2 separate regions of the Mus musculus genome follow, and region 2 is linked to region 1. A link is a contact called in ENCODE Hi-C or POLR2A ChIA-PET data. All regions are on one chromosome and are shown on one strand. The core of a region is the stretch at or near the end of the contact, and the rest is flanking DNA. Distances in the headings are between cores, read along the strand shown. Region 1 holds the start of Sh3rf1 (SH3 domain containing ring finger 1). Region 2 holds the start of Hpf1 (histone PARylation factor 1).

What was found. A loop is a pair of places that touch in the nucleus more often than their neighbours do. ChIA-PET counts read pairs that join two places held with the same protein, here RNA polymerase II (POLR2A).
Region 2: a loop to region 1 is called in a map of heart, with 5 times the contacts of the local background. The contact joins the promoter of Hpf1 here to the promoter of Sh3rf1 in region 1. A Hi-C loop is called at or near these places in 1 of 37 maps with a recorded cell type or tissue (heart). POLR2A ChIA-PET finds 5 or more read pairs at or near these places in 1 of 5 experiments (embryonic stem cell).

What each region holds. Positions count from the first base shown.
Region 1 is chr8:61,221,675-61,226,555 of GRCm38, reverse strand. Sh3rf1 (SH3 domain containing ring finger 1) reads right to left here and starts at 2,385. Exons shown (of 12, transcript NM_021506.2): 1 at 2,210-2,385; 2 at 238-724. The coding sequence starts at 630.
Region 2 is chr8:60,888,424-60,893,304 of GRCm38, reverse strand. It overlaps Hpf1 (histone PARylation factor 1), which reads right to left and starts at 2,877. Exons shown (of 8, transcript NM_028299.3): 1 at 2,769-2,877. The coding sequence starts at 2,816.

The sequences.
Region 1 (4,881 bases), core at 1,136-3,635:
GTTCCTAAAATATATCCTACCAGACAATGAAGACTATAAGAGAAGATCTTTAAAACAGGATTTACTATGTCGGATCCAGTCTTATTTCAAGAGAAAATAAGGTCCTAAGGTTGAATCTATCTGCCCGGGTAGGTGTGGCTTCTTAGAGCTGATTTGGAAAATAAGCTAATAAAGAAGAGCTGCAGTCGGTCATCACCGCCTGCATTCACCCAACTGCCTCTCTTCCAAGCTACTCACCCTCACTGGGGGGCTCCAGGCTTGCACCCGAGGCTGCTGTCCACACTGGGAGCTCTGCAGATCTTTCGAGCCACAATTAACCACAGTGCTGCCCTGCGCCCTTAATGTGTTTGTGCAGGTGGTCCCGCCGCCCCCACCAGGGCCGGGTTTCCAAGGCCTCTGCTTGATGCCATCCAGAAGTCTGACCAGTAGGATGTTACTGGGGAGCTCGTCGACCCCAGAGCCAACAAGAGTCCGGCATTCGGGACATCTGAGTTCATTCCGGGAACCCACAATCCCCAGCAAACAGCGTTTGCAAAAGGTATGCTGGCAGGGTAAGACCTTTGCGGAAGCATCCAGGCGTTCTAGACACACAGGGCACTCCAGAAGGTCCAACAAGGCAGACTCATCCATCTTGAGTGACTTTAGTGAGAAAACGGCTTCAGAACGTTCATAGTTGTGCGCAGCCCTTAAAGTGATTCATGTAACATCCATTTCAGACTTTGCTCTGGAGTTATGGGGAGAGAGGGGAGGAAAGAGAAAAATGACTGTTGTTATCTGAGGGAAAAGTTCACAGTGGAGCCAAGAACCAAAAAGTACACAAAAGTGCTTCCTCTGCATAGTCCAGCTTGGCTTTGGAATGTGGTTTCTGAGCTCCAAAGTCAACAATTAAAAACACAACAGGCTTCTTAAACGATTCCCTACTAATCCCTGAAGGTATCTAGAACCTCACTGGGCAGCAAGAACTAGCAAGCAATAAACAGGATTTATGAAAAAGCAATAAAAGACCGATATCGGCTGCCTAATGAAGTTCTCAACTTATTGGAGAACCTAAGCAAAACCGACTGGAAGTTTCCTCTATCTAAAACAATACTTTTAAGTCCAACGACCTTCCCAATTTTTAAGCCACCGTTATCATTTAAGAAGCCTTGCCCTGGGTGAATGATCCCAATATTAAATACATATGTGTCTTCCCTGTCTGAGAACAGACAGCTTAATCTTATCTAAGGCCCCCCACCCCCCACCCCCCAGAGCTGATGGTCGGCAATTCTAAAAGATATAGCCAAAACCTGCTTGAAAATAGCTACAAGAAAAATCACCCTTTCCGGCATGGCTGACAAACTCTGAAACAGATTTCTGAACCGCTTGTCTTAATCCCATTCAGAAAAATCTAGTAAAATGTTCACCAAAATTCGACGATGGAATGAATGCTAGGCTTAAAACTCTGGGTACATCTGAAAAACGGCCCCCTCAGGAGAAAGAGTATTTGAAGCCAGTTGGTGCATCGCTGTCCCCACCACCACCACCACCCCAACCAATGTAGATGCCTAGGTGGGGAGGGGGTGAAAGGATTTGGAGGCTACATTAACAGCTGTTCCTGACTAGTCGGTTCTGGGGAGAGCCAGGGTACGCCCCTCTTCCCACGGTGGGGCACAGGTAGCCCCCAACCCCTTGGCGTGGTGCTCGCCACAAACACACCCCAGAGCCAGGTGTCGCCAGCCGGGGACAGAGATGGTCCTAGGAGCTGAGGCTGCGGCCGGGTAGCTCCAGAAACAGGGAATCTCACCCAGCTGCCTCCTCTCAGCCTCCCTTTAGGTCAAATCCAGGACAAAAAAAAAATTGCCCAACACCGATCGGTGGAAGTTTTCAAGGACTTAAAGAAAAATAAAGATGCAGCCTTAAGTTGGCCAAAGTCAGCGCCACTGAGTGCGGCGGGAAGCAGACTAGCGACCCCGCGGGGATGAGCTCAGCGACAGTCCCCGGAGACTGCCACCCCAGAGGCAGAAGGGACCCGGCTGTGTCCGGGGAGAGAGCGGCCCCAAGGCCCGGCAGAGGCTTCGGAAGAGACGAGAGAGGCCGCGGGGCTCGTTCCCGGCAGGTCCCGGAGACCCAAAGGGGAAGCGCGGGGACCGACCCGCGCGCACCACTGGGATGCGGGCGACCACCGGCCACCACCCCGCGCCCGGCGTCTCCGACTCGCCGCGCACCCTACCTCGCGCCTCCGCTGCTCGCCTTTGTTCGCGGCCCCGCAGCGCTGGTAGATGCAGCCCCGCCGAGCCCGCTGCCCGTGTGGCTCGGCCGCCGCGGTGGCACCGGGAGCCTCCTCACGGCCGCCCCCCTCGCGCGCGCTCGCACAGCACGCCGCCGCCGCCGCCTCCCACCCGCCCAGCAAGGAGGGCGGGGGAACGCGACGCCGCCAAGGAGGAGGAGGAGGCGGAGGCAGCGCGCAGCGGGCGCCCGGGGACCGGAGGGACGCACCACAGCGCCGCCCGCCGCTCGGGGACCCGCGCTGGAGCCCCCAGCGGGCGGCAGCTTCGGGGACGCACTTAGCGGGAGGAAGGCTCGGGGACCCGCGCCTTCACGCCCCGAGGACGTGCACCCCGAGCAAATTTGGGCTACCCAGGAGGAGGGCGGTGGGAGTGGCGCCGAGGGACCAGGAAGAGGCTGGGGCAAGGGCGCCCTGCCGGCCTCCGGCTCCGCCTGGCCGGTGCCTGGAGACCGACTCTTCCCGGTGGCCTGGGAAGGGAGTGGCTCTGGCGGGAACCGATCGCGCTTTGCTGGGCGTGCACACTGCCTGGGTGGATATAGAGAGAGCAAAGTGAGACCCCTTAGTTCTGGAGTCCGGGTTAGTGACCACCCTATGGATCCCGGGGCCCGCCTCTTCCACCCAGCAATCAGCCCCCACTGCAGCAGCCAAGGGAGACAAATCCAAGCAAGTTTGGAGAAATGCGGATCCTAAAATTCAGAATGAGAAAGGGAAAAGAAAAAAAAAAAAACTAGAAAAACAGGTGGGAGATTAAAGCCAGTCTTGGGGAGGTTCTTCCTACCTGCCTAAAATGGGGTGAATTCAAAGTCTGACCCAGGTGGGCCGGCGCCTTGAAGCTGGCTAGGGGATACCTCTTTTATCTGCGCCTTGGAGGCAGCCATCATCATCATCTCTGTAATCTGTTTCTGTTGCCCCGGGCACACACCTGTATTCTCTGAAATGTGGGCTTGCAAAAAGGGGTGTCCAAGGGTGTGTGTGTGTGTGTGTGTGTAGGCTTGTTTGTCAAACTTATTTCAGAGACGCGTTAAATGTTGTCAAAGAGTGTGATTCATTTATACTTACTGTCAGTTTACCAAAAGTAACTTCACAAGAGAGATCGTGTATGAAATTCTTGCCAGGCCACCAACCAAGCTGATAAGGAATTGAAAAGGAATCTCGGGTTATCAGTTCATCTCCAACCAGAGCCACAGCTAAGTCATAATAATAAATAGATAAGTGAGTATCATTCAAGTTAAGAAAATAAAATTATAGCAAGTAGCAATCATCAGTCATTTTAAGCCAGGCACCGTACTAAACTCTTAAACGTATTAATTCCATCCTCACAGCAGCTCTCTATGTCATCCTTCCCAGCTTTGTTCTAAAGAGATTAATATGCTGAGACTTAGACTGTATGAATACCAAAAATAATTGCCCACTTCCTTTCCCGTTAGAGGGAGAACAAGTATGTGTTTATATTGAGCTGAAAAAGGCAAGGGGAAAAAAATGGATGAAGAGAATGAGGAGAAAAATAGTTAACTACAAACAGCATTCTGAAAGTGTTGGCCCAGTTAACGCTGCAGCAGAAACTGGAGATGAAGGCTGGGCAGACTGGAAAGTCAGAGTCAGGGAACAGACTGATTTGGGGGGTATTAAGACTGAAGGTCCACTTGGGTAACTTCCCTACATCACAGAGTAGGACTCTACTCCAGCTCTCTGCATTCCAAGACCTGTTTCTTTCCTCAAAAAAAGTTGGGGGGAGGGGGGGCGGAGAAAAGGTAGGACCTTAATCACATAATCTCTTGTGTTGCTTCATCTTGCATCGCAAGATGAAATGCCAGACAGAGACAATGGGGGAGGGGCTATTTTAGTTCTAAGTTTCGGAGGGTTCCATCCATAATTACTTGCACAAGACATCGATGTGGAAAAGAGATGTTTAGACAAACAAGAAGCTGAAGGAGAACCCAAGAAGGGGCCAGGCCAAGCGATAGCCCCCAAGGACAAACTCCCACTGACTACTTCTGGGTCCCCCTCCTTCTTTGCACCTCCTCCTAATAATGCCATCATATGAATCCTTGAAGAGATCAATAAATTGATCAGATCAAAACCCCTGGAAATCAAGCATCTTCCCAAAGTGCATGATCTGAAAACCAAGACCTCGCCACATGAGCCCATGGAGACAGCTTACATTCAAGTCATAATGCCTTAAAAGAGAAAGAAAGTTTATTTCTTCTACCCGTTTGGCTTTTTGTTTGTTTGTTTGTTTGTTGTTTATACAAAGTCTCATTATGTAGCCGTGGCTGGCTTAGAACTCATAAGGACCTGTTGGCCAGGTGTGGTAGTATATGCCCTTAGTCTCAGTACTTGAGAGACTGAGGCTGTTGGGTCTGCAACAGAGAGAGAGGAGAGAGACCTTCCTTCAAGGCTGTGTTCCTTGGCCTCTCTGGTGGGGTTTAACTGTGACGTTTGGAACAGAATTGACAGTGGTAAAGAAGATATACAAGTTCTTTGTAATCTGCATGGAGCTATCGTTATCGTTAACAGCTGTACTCCCGACCCTTTCTTCCCAGGTATCAAAATGTTAGTGACTGAACGTCCTGTGGAGAGAATTCAGAAGGGAAGGGCTGTGAGGAAGAAAAGCC
Region 2 (4,881 bases), core at 1,628-4,127, 330 kb after region 1:
CGGTGGTCAAAAAATACCACCCAAAGCATGTCTCTAAATGTGCTTCTCCATAGCAGAGACAAACAAACCAAGAAGAAACAAAGGGAAAATGTAAAGCTGTCATAAAGGCATAAAAGTTTCAGCTCTATTTTGGTACCAAGATGCCATCACATCATCAGGCCTTTCACTTAAACAGACTCATCACGCACACCAGAAGCAAACGATCACAAGTAACTGGATACAAAGGACTTATCAGATAAAAGCTGTTTCTGTTAAGTACAAGGGCACACACCTGTCATGTTATTACCCAGCAACCATAGCACTTAAGAGGACTGCCTGAGCAAAGCCATCGTCGGATACATCTTTAAGAACAAACAAAACGAATGTACAATGGCACATATGCATGAGTAAGCCAGGATGAGACCAATTTCTTTGTATTCTAACCTAAAACATAAATAATGGGGGAAAAAAGCTGTTTTTTCAGGAACTCCAACCATAGTTAGGTCTGCACTACTTACCACAATCATTACTACCCTTCCACTTAAAACCAGATAACTTCCTTTTGACATTCCAAACAAAAAGAGAGGAGAGGTATGGTATAGTTAAGGATCAATATGGGAATATCCTCTGAGCTAAAAACCATGTCTTTCGGAAAAGGCTTTGTAATGCTAAGATTTGCATCTCTAGCACCCATGCAAATTAAAGGTTAAAGGATGCTATTGGAAACTGGCTCAGTGCTACCAAGGCAACTTGCTTACTTTGCGTATCTGTCTTGTTTTCTAAGTACAATCTCTTTCTTTCTGGGAACTTAGATCCTTGTGGTTCTGAATCCAGGCGAAACTCGGCACATTCTACCCGCAGCAGGACCAGCGGCACCTAGTGCTGCAGAGGCTAAGGGATACAGCTCAACGCCGCCCAGTGCGCGGGAGAGCTGCCCTCAGCAAGCCAGTGCCGCTAGAGTCGGCATTTCTCACCCAGGTGTTGATAACTACATGTTCTCAGGGGTCCAACCATATGTATTGGTAACTGTCATTCCAAGCCTACACACTGTATGTACAAGTCAGGCATCGGGTAAGAATTGTTTTTGACAGCACTGTCCTTAGGAGGTTGAAATGCCAGCCAACAGGAAAATAGATAGTTACAGGGCTTTCAAACACTGGGGAACAGTAACTAAATGAAAGAAAGAGAAGTACAGTTAGACAACATGGCTCAATCTTTGTATGATGTTCAATTAAGAAAACCCCCCAAGATTAGATAGATGTGTGGTGGTTTTAAACAGAATAGCACTTATAAATTTGAGTACACCAAGGAATGGCAGTACTGGGAAGGACTAGGAACTGTGGCCTTGGTGGAGGAAGTGTGTCACTAGGGGATAGATAAGACTTTGAGGTTTCAAAAAGCCCATTCCACGCCCAGAGTCTCTCCCTTCCTGCTGCCTTCCAGTCTAGATGTAGAACTCTCTGCTTCTCCTGCAGCATACCTGCCTGCCTGCTACCACGCTTCCAGCCGTGGTGATAGTGGACCGAACCTCTAAAACTGTAATCAAGCCCCAGCTAGGCACTTTTTTTTTTTTTTAATGGTCATGGTGTCTCTTCACAGCAGTAGAATACTGACTAAGACAAGATGTACCATAAAAGCTTTTTAAGGAAACAACAAACTCTACAAGAAGGCAAGGGTAACTCCAACTTCAGGGTGATAGCCACAGTGACTAGAAGCGGCAGGAAATGCTTAGGCAAAAAGGAAAAGGCACCCAAATGGGTAGATGCAGAACTGTGGGAGTGGTTTTACATACAACGTATTTGGTCACATTGTCCCCTTCCCTAACTCCACATGACTTCAGGGACTGAATTCAAGTCATCAGTACTATTACTCTCTACGTCATCAAGCTGGACTTTGTTTAAGACAGGTCTATTGTAACCCAGGCTGGTCTTGAACTTGTAATGTAACTGAGGAGGACACTGAACTTTTGGTCTTATTGCTTCTGCCTGACAAGGCTGTTCTCTTTAAACCACATTTTTAACTTGGTGTTGTGAGAAAACACAACACAACGAGAATAATACCTATGTTCGCCATCCACTGGCCGTTAAGCCTTAGCAATCGCCTCACCCTACCCAGTTTAAAACATAGCTGGTGTCACTTTTGTTAAACGTTCGTTTCCCTGCTTAACTTCTCCCATTAGCTACTGTATGCTTAAGGAACCCATGAAATCATGTAAGAGTCCAGACTGGCCAATCTATCACTCATCTGAGAACCCGTATCCCTTACACTTCCAGGTCAGGCTACCAAAGTAGCCGGGCAGTGGTGGTTCGTGTCCTGGAGGCAGAGGCAAGAGGGTCTCTGTGATTTGGAGGCTACATATTGAGTTCTGATCTACATATCAAGTTCCAGGACAGCCGGGGCTACAACATAGAGACTGTCTTAAACAAAAGTCTTTAATAACTCCAGGGCTTGTTAATTCCAGCATTTTCTTTTACACACCTGCGTTAACCCCAAGCAAAAAAAAAAACGAAAGGTGAAATGTTTGTTCGCGTGTGCCTCGCCGCCCTGGCAGCTCCTCCAGTTTCCATCAGCTGGTTAGTAAGTGAATGAGTGAGTGAGTGAGTGAGTGAGTGAGTGAGTGAGTGAATGAATGAATGAATGAATGGTCCGTCCGCTGGCTGCAGAGCTTCGTGGGAACTGGGCTGGCGCTGGAAAGGAACGACTTCCCCGGGCCATTGCCCCGCAGGGCGGCCCTCGGCTCCTCCACGGCCCATAGCGTCCCCATACCCAGCGCATCCCGCCTCGCCTACCTGCGGTCCCGCCCCGGCCGTCCGGCGCTTCCCGCCACCGCCAACCATCCCGCAGCCGCAGCGAGCGAGCCAAGGCCCGCGCTCCTGCCGCTTCCGAGCGCCCGCTAGTGCTTCCGGGTTCAAAAGCCGCCAATCCGAGCTGCCGCTTAGCCACTCAGAGGCGCCAATTTAGAGACCAGGCTCCGCCCCCTGAGACGGAGGAGGACGCAAGGCCCGGTCCGCAGACCTGGGGTGGCCCCGCCCCCCCGAACGCAAGCACCGCCCCCTGAGCTACATCCGGGGCCCCGCCCATTGCCTAGCGCCAGCGTGCGCTAGAACCTAGACTATATGACTATTGAATTTGGGTTCTTAAGGAGCGATAAACTTCGTCCTCATATGCTCAAGAGAGATAGCTTTAAGATGCTGCCTCACTTCAGCCTTTTCGTTTTCTTTGTTTCTACTCATTTAAAGAATTAATTTTTTGCACTCCATCCCTTTCTCTCTTTTTTTTTTTTTTTTTTTTTTTTTTCCGAGACAGGGTTTCTCTGTGTAGTCCTGGCTGTCCTGACTCAGAAATCCGCCTGCCTCTGCCTCCCGAGTGCTGGGATTAAAGGCGTGCACCACCACCGCCCGGCTTCCCTTTCCCTTCCTATTGCACTATTGTCTAACACTAAGTAAACCTATCTTTTCTCTTTTCTTTACCTCCCTCCATTTCCTTCCCTTTATCTTCACATCCTCTCTCTCTCTCTTTCTCTCTCTCTCTCTCTCTCTCTCTCTCTCTCTCTCTCTCTTCTCATTTCTCTGTTCTTCATTCCTAATACAATTCGTTTTTTGTTTTTGTTTTTACAAATCTTGGCTATGCTTAGTGTAAGCCCTGTACCACGAGCAGCTGCAGCACCCCGAGCCAGTTTAAAAAGGCACACTGTCAGGCTCTACCCAGAGCTTAAAAATCAGAATCTGACTCTCAGGAAGAACACAGTTTGGAAGACACACTCCTCCACCACCTTCCCCTTCTCTTCCTTATTCACAATTTGTATACTCTCATTTTGTGGAACATATCCTTGGTTTTAAACTTATTTTATTTTTAGTTATATGAGTGTAGATTTGTAGATTTGTGTGTGTGTGTGTGTGTGTGTGTGTGTGTGTGTGTGTGTGAGCGCGTGTCCCACAGATGGCAAAAAAAAGGCATCGGATTCTCTGGAGATAGAGTTATAAGTGGCAGTGAGCCACTCGACGTGGGTGTCCTGCAAGGGCAGTGTATTACTCTTCACCACTGAGCCTTCTCCTCCGGTTTTGAGGAGCACTTCAAACCAGGGGCACAGCTGCTCCCTTGCTGTAACTGGGGCGGGAGTGAAAGAGAAAATAAAAGACCTAAAGGTCGCACTCCCTCCATCCTCCTCCTACCCCACTCATGTACTCATCTGGTACATGTTTCACACCAGCTGAAAGAATTTCAGCACACCTAACAATACTTGAAAAGACTGTGATAATATAGGCTAAAGTCTTTAGAGAGCTGTTTGAAACAAGAGTGTGGAAAACAGCCAATAACCCATACTTGGGATTAGAATGTTTGTTTCCATATGACCTTTCATACTAACCTTTATCTCATTCACAATCCTAACCAGTGCACCTCTTAAACTACTTTATAATCTCATTTACAAAACGAGATTCTTTAAAATAAGCGAATCCATTCTTTTTACATTTAATTTTAAAACTTTAATCTTTGAGGCTGGTTATAAATTACATTATTTGAACAATGTAATTTCAAAATCTCTATCAAATATAGATTTTTTTTACAAAAAGACATTAAAGCACATCTCTTTCTTATCCTGTTTTGTTTTTGTTTTTATTTATTTGTTTCATTTATTTTTGTTTTATCTTTTTTTTTTGTTTGTTGGTTTGGTTTGTTTGTTTGTTTTGGTCAAGTTGACCTAGGGTCACCTGGGAAGAACCTCAATTGGGAAAATGCCTTTATCACATTGCCTGTAGGCAAGTCTGTGAGGCATTTTCTTGATTAATGATTGATGTGGGAGGACCCAGCACCCCGAGGGCTTTGGTACCCCTGGGCAGGTGGTCCTAGGTCCTATCAGAAAGCAGACTGGACCAGGCATGAAAGCAAGCCCCGTGCTCCACC